Linked DNA regions of Homo sapiens: all the other regions are linked to region 1. A link is a contact called in ENCODE Hi-C or POLR2A ChIA-PET data. All regions are on one chromosome and are shown on one strand. Each heading gives the region's core, a stretch centred on a gene start or an enhancer-like site at or near the end of the contact. The rest is flanking DNA. Distances are from core to core; before and after follow the strand shown.

Region 1 (4,467 bases), core at 580-3,079:
GCCATGTTGGCCAGGCTGGTCTCGAACTCCTGACCTCAGGTGATCCGCCTGCCTTAGCCTCCCAAAGTGCTGGGATTACAGGCATGAGCTACCGCGACCAGCCCAAATTATTTACTTATTCCTCAAACCACCAGATATGTTGACATATAGCAGTTCAGTGTGTTTGCTTTTTTAAAGTTCCCATCTGGTATAATCGAAGTAGGAATTTTGAAAGACATAAATAACCTCTCAGTATCATGTTAAAATATGAATTCTGTGAGGAACAGTGGGGAATACCTTGCAGTATCTGGTTTTCACGTCATGCTTATTTTTCAAATTTATGATCCTCATGCATGAGTTAATTCAGTATCTAGGCAGGAACTTGTGAATACTAGCTTCCATATATCCACCTTCATCCTGGTGAGTTTTTTCTCATGTCTACACCAGAAAGGCTGGTAACAGTATATATACATTGTATGTTCTTTAGATCAGTCCAAAGTGTTTGTGAAGGTGTTTACTGAAATTGACCGGATGCCCCAGCTCCTGGCCTACTACTACAAGTGTCACAAGGTAAGAAGCTGTGCGCGATGACAGTTGTGCAGTTGTGGAATGCTCATAACTCTGGGTCACAGAATCGCAGGTTCATAATTCAGAAGGTAAGAACATTTGTCTCCTTGCCCTCTGGCTGTTTTTCTCTTAGTTAGCCAGTAGGGGGTGCTCTTGGTCTAGCATATGGATTTGTTTAATTGCCAGTTGGAAAAAGTTATCCGTTTTCATTCTCTTTTCTGTTTACAGCTGGATTCATTATAGACTTGAAACGTTGTTTTAATTTATTCTCATTTTTGTCTTTTAAGGGAGATTTATGTCTTAAGCTTTATTACACCCTCAGAAGGCAGTAAGAATTTCTCTTTTTTTCTTTAGAGATAGGGTTTCACTATTTTGCCCAGCCTGGAGTGCGGTGACTATTCACAGATCCGATCATGGTGCACTACAGCCTTGAACTCCTGGGCTCAAGTGATCCTCCCGTCTCAGCCTTGTGAGGAGTTGGGACTACAGGCGCGTGCCACTCCACCTGGCTTGGAATTTTATGTTTTCTAGGTTTGCTGAAGTTAGATTGCCAAAAAACTTGACAGCTTCCTGAACTGACCTTAATTCCTTCAAGTCCAGTGCTCTGTGTCTTTTAAGCAGTGATGTTAGGACATGAAGCTTAAACATACATGTCTGCCCGCTCTTGCCCCAACATCTATTCAGAAGAGTGATGGTGTGCCAAGTGGTTGCACATTACATGTTTTTAGGGCAGGATAAATGGAGAGGGGATCACATCCGCAGGGTGACAGATTAAAGCTGTGAATCAGTGCAGATAACTGCAAATGTTTTTTTTTTTTTCCTGCCTTTCTTTGAAGTGAATGGACCTCACTGGGCTGCCCAGTGAGCCCATTGAGCAATCCGTGATTACGCTGGGTAGCAGGGCAGGGCAGTGTTCACAGGCAACCTATGTTGACGTACCCAATAAGGTTCCCTTTGTTCTGTCTCTGCAGGTGCAGCTTTTAGCAGCCTGGCAAGAGCTGTGTCAAAGTGACCTATCCCTGGACCGGCAGCTTACCGGACTCTATGATGCCTTGCTTGGTGCTTGGCACACACAAATCCAGTGGGCTACACAGGTAACAGCTCATTTTTGTTCTAGGGAGAACAGAGTCTGTGGTGACAAGGGAACGGGTGACTGCCTCGGGAGTGGCCACCCTCAACTGCAGAGCACAGCTCAAAGAACTTCCCCGTTTGTTGCTGTCATTCAAGGGGTTAAAAAATAACCAGTTAGGCCGGGTGCGGTGGCTCACACTTGTAATCACCACACTTTGGAAGGTCGAAGTGGGCGGATCGTTTGAGCCTAGGAGTTCGAGACCAGCCTGGCCAACACGGTGAAACCCCAACTCTACAAAAAATGCAAAAGTTAGCCAGGTGTGGTGGCACAATTACTAAGGAGACCGAGGCAGGAAGATTGCTTACGTCCAGGAGGTTGAGGCCACAGTGACTATGGTCGCACCACTACACTTCAGCTTGGACAACAGAGCAAGCAAGACTGTCTCAAACAAACAAACAACAAAAGAAAAAACGATAACCAGTTAAATGGTTTAAGTTTAAAAGATAAGCTTAGAAATCCACGTCAGTGAAATCTTTAGGTCTCCACTGAAACTCTTCTTACCACTCTTATCTATAACTTAAATAGGACCTAATGTGACAATGCCGCCTGTTGTCCAGCAAGGGAGCCTGTGGAATTCCTGAAGGCCATTTTCTTCCCATCTAAAAGCAGGAGGCCCCTCGTCAGGTGGTGTTCGAATGAACAGGAATGTTTTTATCTTTACTTCAGGTAAAATTTACCTACCTGAAGTGAGTCTCCCTTGTTCTCATGATACACCAAGAAGTAGGGGAAGAGATAATTTTAAAGGTACCCCCTGACTAGGAGTGAGGAGAGACAGAGGAACTTTGTTTCAAGTGGCAACTATCCATCATTTACTTTCCTCAAGTCTCTAGGCATTTCCAGCCATAAAGGTTTTAAACCGTTGTTCTCTTGCCTTGAGACAGGAGGCACAGTAGAACCTCTTGTAAGCAGGGGAAGAGCCTGTCTTACTTTGCAGTAATGACTTACTGGGCCTGTTTCTAGTGTGGCTTATTTTATTTATTTTTTTCTTATTTATTTATTTTTTTTCTCCAAACCCTTGTGTTGAGGGCTGATTTTCAATAGCACTCAGATAGAGAGCTATTGAAATAGATTGCAGTGAGGGAGCTGCTCTGCTATGTACGAAACCCCAACCTAGAAGCAGGTCATCTACGAGTGGTTTAGTGTCACGTTCCCCATATTTTATTTTTTACTATAGTTGTGAATCACTCTTCAGATGTTCATCAGTCATTTGCTGGAATGAATTTGACTAAGGTTGGAGAGAATTCCTTATACCGGGTCATGTCATTCAAGTTGTTGGTTAAAGCACTTTTCTCCATCCTTGTTCTTTTTCCTTGAACTAACCTAATTCATTCTTAGGATTTTGTTTTGTTTTGTTTTGTTTGAGACAGAGTCTTGCTCTGTCATGCAGGCTAGAGTGCAGTGGCATGATCATGGCTCACTGCAGCCTCGGCCTCCTGGGTTCAAGCTGTCCTCCTGCCTGAGCCTTTCAAGTAGCTAGGAATACACGTATGTGCCACCATGCCTGGCTAATTAAAAAAAATTTTTTTTGTAGAGATAAGGATCTCACTGTGTTGCCCAGGCTGGTCTCTAACTCCTGGCCTCAAGTAATCCTCCCACTTTGGCCTCCCAAAGTGCTGGGATTACAGGCATGAGCCACCATGCCTGACTTTATTTTATTTTTCTTAAGAAGAATATTTCTTTTTTTTTTTTTTTTTTCTTCAGACAGAGTCTTGCTCTGTCACCCAGGCTGGAGTGCAGGGACACAATCTTGGCTCCCTGCAACCTCCGCCTCTCTGGTTCAAGCAATTCTCCTGCCTCAGCCTCCTGAGTAGCTGGGATTACAGGCATCCGCCACCACTCCCAGCTAATTTTTGTGTTTTTAGTACAGATGGGGTTTCACCATGTTGGCTGGGCTGGTCTCGAACTCCTGACCTCAAATGACCACCCACCTCGACCTCCCAAAGTGCTGGGATTACAGGCATGAGCCACTGTGCCCGGCCAAGAAAAAAATTATTCATGTGTTCTTGCCTCTTCTACTACTTCTTGTATCACAAGGATAAAAACAGTTCATGTCCATACATACGAATGCCTTTCGTCATCTAAGAAAAAGAACTTAGACTTCTCAGACTTCTCTTTGGGCCTCATCCTAGATTTTGGGAGACATGAGTTTCTGCTGATTTATACTGTTGGCCTGTGGCCCATTTTCTTTTCAGGATGGAAGCATAATAGTTGGGCTGTCCCCTCCTGAAGGTCGGTATAGCACACAGGAGCCAGGGCACATGTGTCTCCTTCAGATTTTTCCCCTTAGCATTTTCATATGAGAAATTTCCAATATATAAAAATGTTGAGGGAATTGTACAGTGAATACCCATGTAGCCACCTCCTACGTTGTACAGTGTGCATTTTGCTCTATTTGCTTTATTGCAGATCTGCCTGTCTATCCCTGTCTCTGTCTGTTCATTAATCCATCTTATTTTTTAAAATTATTTTTATTTGTATTCTTTTTTATATAAAAATATTAAATTAAACAGAGATGGGGTCTCACTATGTTGCCCAGGCTGGTGTCGAACTCCTGGGCTCAAGTGATCTTCCCGCCTCAGCCTCCCAAAGTGCTAGGATTACAGACATGAGCCAAAGTGCCCAGTCAATCATCTTATTTGTTTTACTCATTTCAAAATAAGTTACAAGACTGGGCGTGGTGTTTCACACCTGTAATCCCAGCACTTTGGGAGGCCGAGGCAGGAACATCACCTGAGGTCAGGAGTTCGAGACCAGCCTGGCTAACATGGTGAAACCCCATCTCTACTAAA
Region 2 (3,862 bases), core at 925-3,424, 1.1 Mb before region 1:
TGCCAGGTCACTCAGGCAGGTGGAGCAGGTCACTGGGGAATCCAGGAGGTGATATTTGGAGACCCTGGCAGGAAGGTAGATGGGTAAATAGGTTATCAGAAGTGATATGGCCCCAGGCATCCAGGCTGGGGTCCAAGGGTGAGATTCTGATCCCTGAGTTACAGAGAGGGAATATTAAACTAGGCAAGATTCTAGGTGTATGCAGGTGGTCCAGCCTGGAATTTAGGCAGAGAGAGGAGAGAAAAGTCCAACTTTAAAAGTAATGGCAAAAACTGCAACTACTTTTGCAGCAACCTATTAAATCTGAAGTCTAAGGTCAGGAGTTGACTAGAAGCCTGGATTCCTGGATGCAGAGCCTCACACTGTTGGGTTCAGAACTCTTGATCTCCACCTGTCTAAAGCTATCTAAAGTCTTTATTGGTCTCTCAAATGGAGTGGGATAATAGTGGACACTTGTTATTTTTCCTTGAGCAGCACCTGTTTTCATTTTTTTTCTGCTTTAAGAACTTTTTTTTTTTCTTTGAAGAGCTACTCCTCACTGACTCTCAGTCCATGCAGCTTTAGCGGTGCTGAGCACAGTCCCCTGGTTCCAGGGTTAGGAGTAGGACCCAATCCTGGCCAGTCAGAGTCACTGCCATGGTTCATGGATGGACCCATGACTCCGCTGGAACCCATAAGAGTCAAGCGTGTCATGAGAGAATGTGAACCAGAAGAAGAAGAGTAGTCTTCTAAAAAAATAAACAAAACATAATTTATATACAGTTGACCCTTGGACAACATGAAGGTTTGGGGCACCAACCCTCCATGCAGTTGAAAATGCAAATGTTATCTTATGACTTCCCCAAAACTTAACTATTAATACTAATAGCCCACTGTTGACTGGAAATCTTATCAATAACATAGGCAGTTGATGAATACGTATTTTGTATGGTAAATATATCATATACTATATTTTTACAATATAGTAAGCCAGAGAAAATATTAAGAAAATATTAAGAAAGACACATCTCTTGGTGGTCATAGTGGTCGACTCTCTAAAATTCATTACCCCCAGATAATTATCTTAAGTTAATCATAATAATCCATTTTCTTGGCAGTGACTAGTTCAAGGGTGGACAAGTTAAAATCAATTTGGGCCAAGAGGTGCAAGGAAAGTCTTGCTAGGAGCTTCTGAAAAGGATGCTTTAATACATTTAAGCCAGATCGAGGATGAAGCCAGTGCTGTGAATGGGCAGAGTAAAGAGACAGAATAAAGATTCATCTTGGTGCAGATGAATCAACTGAGCTGAAAGCTCAGCCCACCTCTGGACTCTGTCTCTGGGTGCTGTCTGTCTTGTTGAGTCAGCTTTTTGGTTATGAGTCTCCAAAAGGCATCTTAACTGGTAGAGGTATCCATGGGATGTAGACCTGGGGCTGCTTGGGGTCATCTGTGCCACTTCATAGCGACAGCCTGCCTTCCATAGAAGCCAGCACAGAAAAACTGAACTAAGGGGTTTAAAAGGACACATTCCCAAAGCTACTTTTTTGGACACCCAATCCAGTAGTGCCTGGCATATTCAGTAACTTGAGCCTATAAACCCACCCTCTCTATTTTTAAGCCAATTTGTACTGAGGTTCTGCAACTTGGAACCAAGGAGTCCTGATTTTCTTTTTCTTTGTCTTTTTCTCCTTCCCTTCCTTCCCTTTCTTCCCTTCCCTTTCTTCCCTTCTTTTTCTTTCCCTCTTTCTTTCTTTCTTTCTTTCTTTCTTTCTTTCTCTTTCTTTCTTTCTTTCTTTCTTTCTTTCTTTCTTTCTTTCTTTCTTTCTTTCTTTCTTTCTTTTTTTCTCTCTCTCTTTCTCTCTCTCTCTCTTTCTTTCTTTCTTCTTTTCTGAGATGGAGTTTTGCTCTGTCACCCAGGTTGGAGTGCAATGGCACAATCTCAGCTCACTTCAACCTCTGCCTCCTGGGTTCAAGCAATTCCCCTGCCTCAGCCTCCTGAATAGCTGGGACCACAGAAACATGCCACCATGCCTGGCTAATTTTTGTATTTTTAGTAGAGATGGGATTTCACCGTGTTGGCCAGGCTGTTCTCAAACTCCTGACCTCAGGTGAACTGCCTGCCTCAGCCTTCTAAAGTGCTGGGATTACAGGCGTGAGCCACTGCACTGGGCCCAAAGAGTCCTGACTCATAAGCTTGAGCTGGAATGTGAGACAGTGAAATTGCTCCCGCTCTGGGATGGAAAGAGTAGCTAAAACAGGAAACCAAGCAGGCTGTAATGGAAATGCTCTGACTTGACTTGGCAATTTGTTGGCACATACAATTGGTAGAAAAATCACTTAAAGATCTGCTGTTGAAACAAACTAGAGTTGGCTCAGAGCCAGGTACCATAACATAAGAATCAGGTAGGCTGAGCATTGTGGCATATGCCTGTAATCCCAGCACTTCGAGAGGCCAAGGCAGGAGGATCACTTGAGGCCAGGAGTTCAAGACCAGCCTGGGCAACATCGTGAGGCCCTGTCTCTACAAAAAATAATTTAAATAAGTTAGTGAGGCATGGTGGTGCACAAATGTAGTCTCAGCTACTTGGGAAGCTGAGGTGGGAGAATCACTTGAGCCCAGGAGGTCAAGGTTGCAGTGAGCTACAATTGGGCCACTGCACTCCAGCCTGGGTGATAGGGCAAGATCCTATTTCAAAAAAAAAGAATCTGATGGACTTAGGGGGTTTATGGGGTGGCATAGCAAGACAGTCAGTGCCCCACCCAAATCCTCACGCACTCACTGTCCCTTTTCATGCTGACTGCATCCTGCTGTGAGCAGCTGCATCTGTCAGCCCGAATACTTTCTCTTAGACTGTGAGTGCTGGGGAGCTAATGTCCTGGAAGCAGCCATTGACAACACAGATGGGCAATGAAAGATAAACACCCCACTCCTTGTTCCTCAGCAGGGAAGGATCACCCTGAGAGTGTTTATTTTATTTTTATTTATTTATTTTTTAGACAAGGTCTTTCTCTGTGGCCCAGGCTGGAGTACGGTGGTGCAATCACAGCTCATTGCAATCTTGACCTCCTGGGCTCAAGCGATCCTCCCACCTCAGCCTCTAGAGTAGACGGGACTACAGGTGAGTGCCACTGCACTAGCCTTATTTCTTCATTTTCTTTTGGTAGAGATGAGGGCTCTCTATGTTGCCCAAGCTAGACTTGAACTCCTGGACTCAAGGGATCCGCCCGTTTAGGCTTCCCCAAGTGCTGGGATTACAAGCGTGAGCCATCACACTTAGCTTGAGAGTGTTTTTTTTTTTTTTTCTTGAGACAGAGTCCCGCACTGTTGCCCTGGCTGGAGTGCAATGGTGCAATCTCTGCTCACTGCAACCTCTGTCTCCCAGGTTCAAGTGAGTCTCCTGCCTCAGCCTCCTGAGTAGCTGGGACTACAGGCACACGCCACCACGCCTGGCTAAATTTTCGTATTTTTAGTAGAGATGGGGTTTCACTATGTTGACCAGGCTGGTCTCAAACTCCTGACCTTGTGATCCGCCCGCCTCGGCCTCCCAAAGTCCTGGGATTACAGGCATGAGAGAGTGTCCTAAACTGTCTCAGATGTACCCAGTGGGATCAGCCCCGGTTCCCCACAGCAGTAACCTACTTAGTCAAATGCCCTTTCATTGTGTCTTTCCCTCCCGTCTTACTTCCTGTTAGGGACTGAACTGTGTGCTCCCCTCCCAATTCACATGTTGAAGTCTCAACCCCCAGTGCTTCAGAACGTGACTGCATTTGGAAATAGGGCTTTTCAAGAGGTTAATAAGCTAAAATGAGGCTGTAAGGGTGGGCCCTAATCCAATCCGACGGTTGTACTTAACAGAGGAGATTAGGACACCGAGAGACACC
Region 3 (3,998 bases), core at 760-3,259, 1.9 Mb after region 1:
GCTCACGCCTATAATTCCAGCACTTTGGGAGGCCGAGGCAGGTGGATCACCTGAGGTCAGGAGTTTGAGACCAGACTGGCCAACATGGTGAAACCCTGTCTCTACTAAATATACAAAAATTAGCCAGTTGTGGTGGTGCGTGCCTGTAATCCCAGCTACAGGAGGCTGAGGCAGGAGAATAGCTTGAACCTAGGAGGCAGAGGCTGCAGTGAGCCAAGATTGTACCACTGCATCCAGCCTGGGTGACAGAGCAAGACTCTGTCTCAAAAAAAAAAAAAAAAAAAAAAAACCCTGTTGGGGTTTGTTGGCGAAGGCCCCCCTTCCTTTTGCCACCACGGGCGCCAACCCTGTTGCCCTTCCAATCCCATCTCCCGCTGCCCCTGACAGTGCCTTTGCCAGCTGGTGCTTCTGCCTGTTCCGTCGTGGTGGCTGCTCTCACCAGGGTCCTTTCCGCTGGTCGTCCCTTTCTGCCTGGAGCTGCCATTATCTTCACCTGACAAATAGAAACCCATCTTCAGGGCTCCACTGAAACGCCGCTTCCACGGGGGCCCTCCCGGGCGTCCCAAGCAAGTTTAGGGCCCCAAAGCCCACGCCCTCACCTCTCAGACACACAGCTTTTTATCTCTACCACCGTCTGACACTCCTGGATTCCAAGCTCTGCAAGGGCAAGTCAGAGCCTAGAGCCTCCTCCCTCTGTCCCCCGTACTGAGCGTGGTGCCCGGCACGCGGGAGAAACTCAGCGGGTGTTTTTGGATGAATGAGGGACTTTTCTTCTTTTATGCTTGCATGGCTGGCAAAGCCCCTTCTCATGGACATGTTCTTAAGACATATTTATCTTTCGACATCCTTACGTGCAGGTCTTACCTTGAGACTCGTGGTATTTGTTTCGGGGAACTGCGGATCTCTGCTGTAGTGAGATGATGACGATGCCAGTGATGATAGCAATTTTATTTTATTTTATTGTTTATTTATTTATTGAGATGGAGTCTCCCTCTGTCGCCCAGGCTGGAGTGCAGTGACGCAACCTCCACACCTCCCGGCTTCAAGCGATTCTCTCACCTCCGCCTCCCAAGTAGTTGGGACTACAGTCGCGTGCCACCACCCCCGGCTAATTTTTGTATTTTTAGTAGAGACCGGGTTTCACCATGTTGCCCAGGCTGGTCTCAAACGTCTGACCTCAAGTGATCTGCCCGCCTCAGCCTCCCAAAGTGCTGGGATTACAGGTGTGAGCCACCGTGCCTGGGCGATGACAGTAATTTTAATAATAACAATAACACCAGTCATAATAATAGTAAGTGGCTACCATTATTTGAGCTCTCACTGCATGCCAGGGACTGTTAGGGAGGTACTTTGTAAGCATCACAGTACTCAATCCTTGCCATAGGCATCATTATCCTTTTACAAATGTCTAGTCTGGGCCACAGACCTATAAAACAACTTGCAAAGCCCCACCGTGTGAAGCCAGGATTGGAGCCCACATTTGCCTGGCTTTCAAACCAGTGCCAATATGTGATGGTCTCAGAGGCTAACTTCCAGGGAGCAGTCTAGGTTCCGTCATCGCCGAGTTCTGTGGGCAGGGGCTTGCAGTGGCTGCGGCCCCTGCCTGCCTGGGGAGGTGGCACACAGAAGCCCTCAGCCTTCCCCATTTACAGCTTGGGAACGTGCATTACCCCCGAGAGTGGCACCGGAAGCAGACCGGTCCCTTGCGGCATCGTGTTATTTGAAATTTCCAGTAATTAGAACATCTCAAACTTCTCTTGTACTAATTTTAAGCCTTCAAACAACCCGTGCCTGCCAAAAGCCTGCTCATCTTGGTAAAAGCCCCGAACTACAAATAGATAGCTATTAACAGCATCTGTTGTAATAGCAGAGACAATATTCTCTGGGGCCAGCACGTCACCGCCTGGAGCCGACCCCAAACGTCATCTGTTATTATGTTTGGAGAGTCTGGCACGCGCTGAGGCAATCGTTCAATTATATCTCCATGAGCCGGTTCTGACGCACCTGCTTGCACAGAACGCTGAGGCAACAGTGGCCAGTGCTGCCCGGTGGACCAGCCCTGCCGATAGCAGAGTCTGGGGGATGGGGGCTGGCAGCTTAAAGACCCCTTTTCGTGAATTGGGCTTGCCTTTTTTTTTTTTTTTTTGATTAAGGAGAATATCCTGACATTGTATTGTCATTACGAAAAGTCACTTTAGGCTTGGCACAGTGGCTTATGCTTGTAATCCCAGCATTTTGGGAGGCTGAAGCAGCAGATCCCCTGAGGTCAAGAGTTCAAGGCCAGCCTGGCCAACATGGTGAAACCCTGCCTCTACTAAAAATACAAAAATTAGCTGGGCATGCTGGTGGGTGCTTATAATCCCAGCTACTCGGGAAGCAGAGGTGAGAGAATCGCTTGAGCTCAGGAGGTGGAGGTTGCAGTGAGCCAAGATCTGGCCATTGCACTCCAGCCCAGGTGACAGAGCAAGGCTCCATCTCAAAGAAACAAAAACAAAAACAAAATTTAGTGGGGTGTGGTAACACTTGTCTGTAGTCCCAGCAACTCAGGAGGCTGAGGCAGGAGAATCACTGGAACCTGGGAGGCAGAGGTTGCAGTGAGCCGAGAGCACCCTACCGCACTCCAGCCTGGGTGACAGAGTGAGACTCCACCTAAAAAAAAAAGAAGTCACTTTGAGATTATTTTATCCAGGTCTGCAGCCTTAAATTGGGTCCCTAACTTTACTGGCAAGGCAAGTAGCAGAGTTTGGCCTGAACCCTACTACAAAAGCTGAGGGCCTGGACCGTCAGACCTGGGTGAGGTTGCCGGCTAAAATGGGGCAGGTGACCGAACCTCTCTGCGTCTCAATTTCCTCATCTCAAAGTTGGACTCACAGGACCTGCTCTGTAGGGCCATTGTGAGGAGTTCATCCTGGGAGGAACATAAAGTTACCTCGCAATGCCCAGCAGGTAGCAGGTGCCCAGTGAAGGCCAGCTCCTCCGCCGCACTCTGGTATGCACCAAGCCTTCTCCATCACGACAACGACGTGAGCTCATGGACAGGATGCGTGGTGCCCGGGACACGCCAGAACCTGGCCAGCGAGAGCCTTTGCCCCTTAATCAGCTGTTTCACCCCATGAAGGCTTCAGTGGCTTCCAGTTCGTTGTTTTTTGTTTGTTTGTTTGTTTGTTTTAGAGTGCTTCCTTTATGTCAAGCGTTGTGCTAAGGACTTCGTATTTCCCATGTGACTTAATCGTAACAGCAGTCCTATGGTGGGGGTTCAAGGATCATCCCCACTTTACAGATGGGGAAACTGAGGCTAGGAGGGGTGCAAAAGCTGGACCTAGAGCACACAGTTTGGGAGTGGCGGCCCCAGCTTCTGAACGTGCGTCCGACTGCACACGGTTTGGGAGAAGTGACCCCAGCCTCTGAACGTGCGTCCGACTCCAGACCCCACTCCTGCCCCCATGCTGTATTGTCTACAGGAAGAGCAGCGAAACACGGCTTTCCAGTTTTTAAAGAAATACGCTTGGCATTTTGCTGGTGGGCGGTCTTCGCGGCGCAGGTCTAATTTTGGAATTTACAGTGGGATTTAAAGTTTTCAGTGAGATTCTCTGTTTCACCTTGAAAGAGGCTCAAGGTGTATGAATCCCACACTAGACTGATGCTGAAGAGGAGCCTGTGGAATCCGCACCCGCTGGCATTTTCAGTAAAAAGGCCTCTGTGTCTTCCTGATATGCGTGCGCCCCGCGCGGGCCACGTTGCCAGGTTCCGGGTGCCTCTTCACCGAACTGCCACCAGGGGCCGCTCCAGCCCAGCCCGAGTTATCCATCGGCCACCGCACCTGCTGTTCCCGAAAACGCAGCGGCCCAGACTTCCTTTGCAGTTACCCTCTTAGAAGAACGAACGTTTCGCTTCCCTCCTCATTTGCGTATCATAGAGCCAGTGAGACACAGTAGCCTTTTTGGGTTTTCCCCTGAGCGTGCTTGGTCCCCAGCCCAGGGTGGCCGCCGTTTCAAGCA

What was found. A loop is a pair of places that touch in the nucleus more often than their neighbours do. ChIA-PET counts read pairs that join two places held with the same protein, here RNA polymerase II (POLR2A). Pooled maps may share reads with other maps.
Region 2: a loop to region 1 is called in a map with no recorded cell type, with 3 times the contacts of the local background. The contact joins two enhancer-like sites. A Hi-C loop is called at or near these places in 1 of 37 single-sample maps with no recorded cell type and 6 of 50 pooled maps. POLR2A ChIA-PET finds 5 or more read pairs at or near these places in 1 of 52 experiments (H1).
Region 3: a map of CD4-positive, alpha-beta memory T cell shows a loop between it and region 1 (15-fold over the local background). The contact joins two enhancer-like sites. A Hi-C loop is called at or near these places in 4 of 168 maps with a recorded cell type or tissue (B cell, CD4-positive, alpha-beta memory T cell, CD8-positive, alpha-beta T cell and 1 more), 2 of 37 single-sample maps with no recorded cell type and 9 of 50 pooled maps. POLR2A ChIA-PET finds 5 or more read pairs at or near these places in 1 of 52 experiments (BJ).

Annotation. Positions count from the first base shown.
Region 1 is chr16:23,430,718-23,435,184 of GRCh38, reverse strand. It overlaps COG7 (component of oligomeric golgi complex 7), which reads left to right. Exons shown (of 17, transcript NM_153603.4): 5 at 467-549; 6 at 1,518-1,640. Among named protein-coding and RNA genes, the nearest start is that of COG7, 20 kb to the left of the region's middle. Within about 2 kb of position 1,829, at least 3 of the 41 ENCODE cell types and tissues checked have a DNase peak (open chromatin) inside an H3K27ac peak, as active enhancers do.
Region 2 is chr16:24,507,208-24,511,069 of GRCh38, reverse strand. No RefSeq gene overlaps it. Among named protein-coding and RNA genes, the nearest start is that of RBBP6, 30 kb to the left of the region's middle. Within about 2 kb of position 2,174, at least 2 of the 41 ENCODE cell types and tissues checked have a DNase peak (open chromatin) inside an H3K27ac peak, as active enhancers do.
Region 3 is chr16:21,554,787-21,558,784 of GRCh38, reverse strand. No RefSeq gene overlaps it. Among named protein-coding and RNA genes, the nearest start is that of METTL9, 43 kb to the left of the region's middle. RefSeq lists an enhancer at 3,692-3,998. Within about 2 kb of position 2,009, at least 8 of the 41 ENCODE cell types and tissues checked have a DNase peak (open chromatin) inside an H3K27ac peak, as active enhancers do.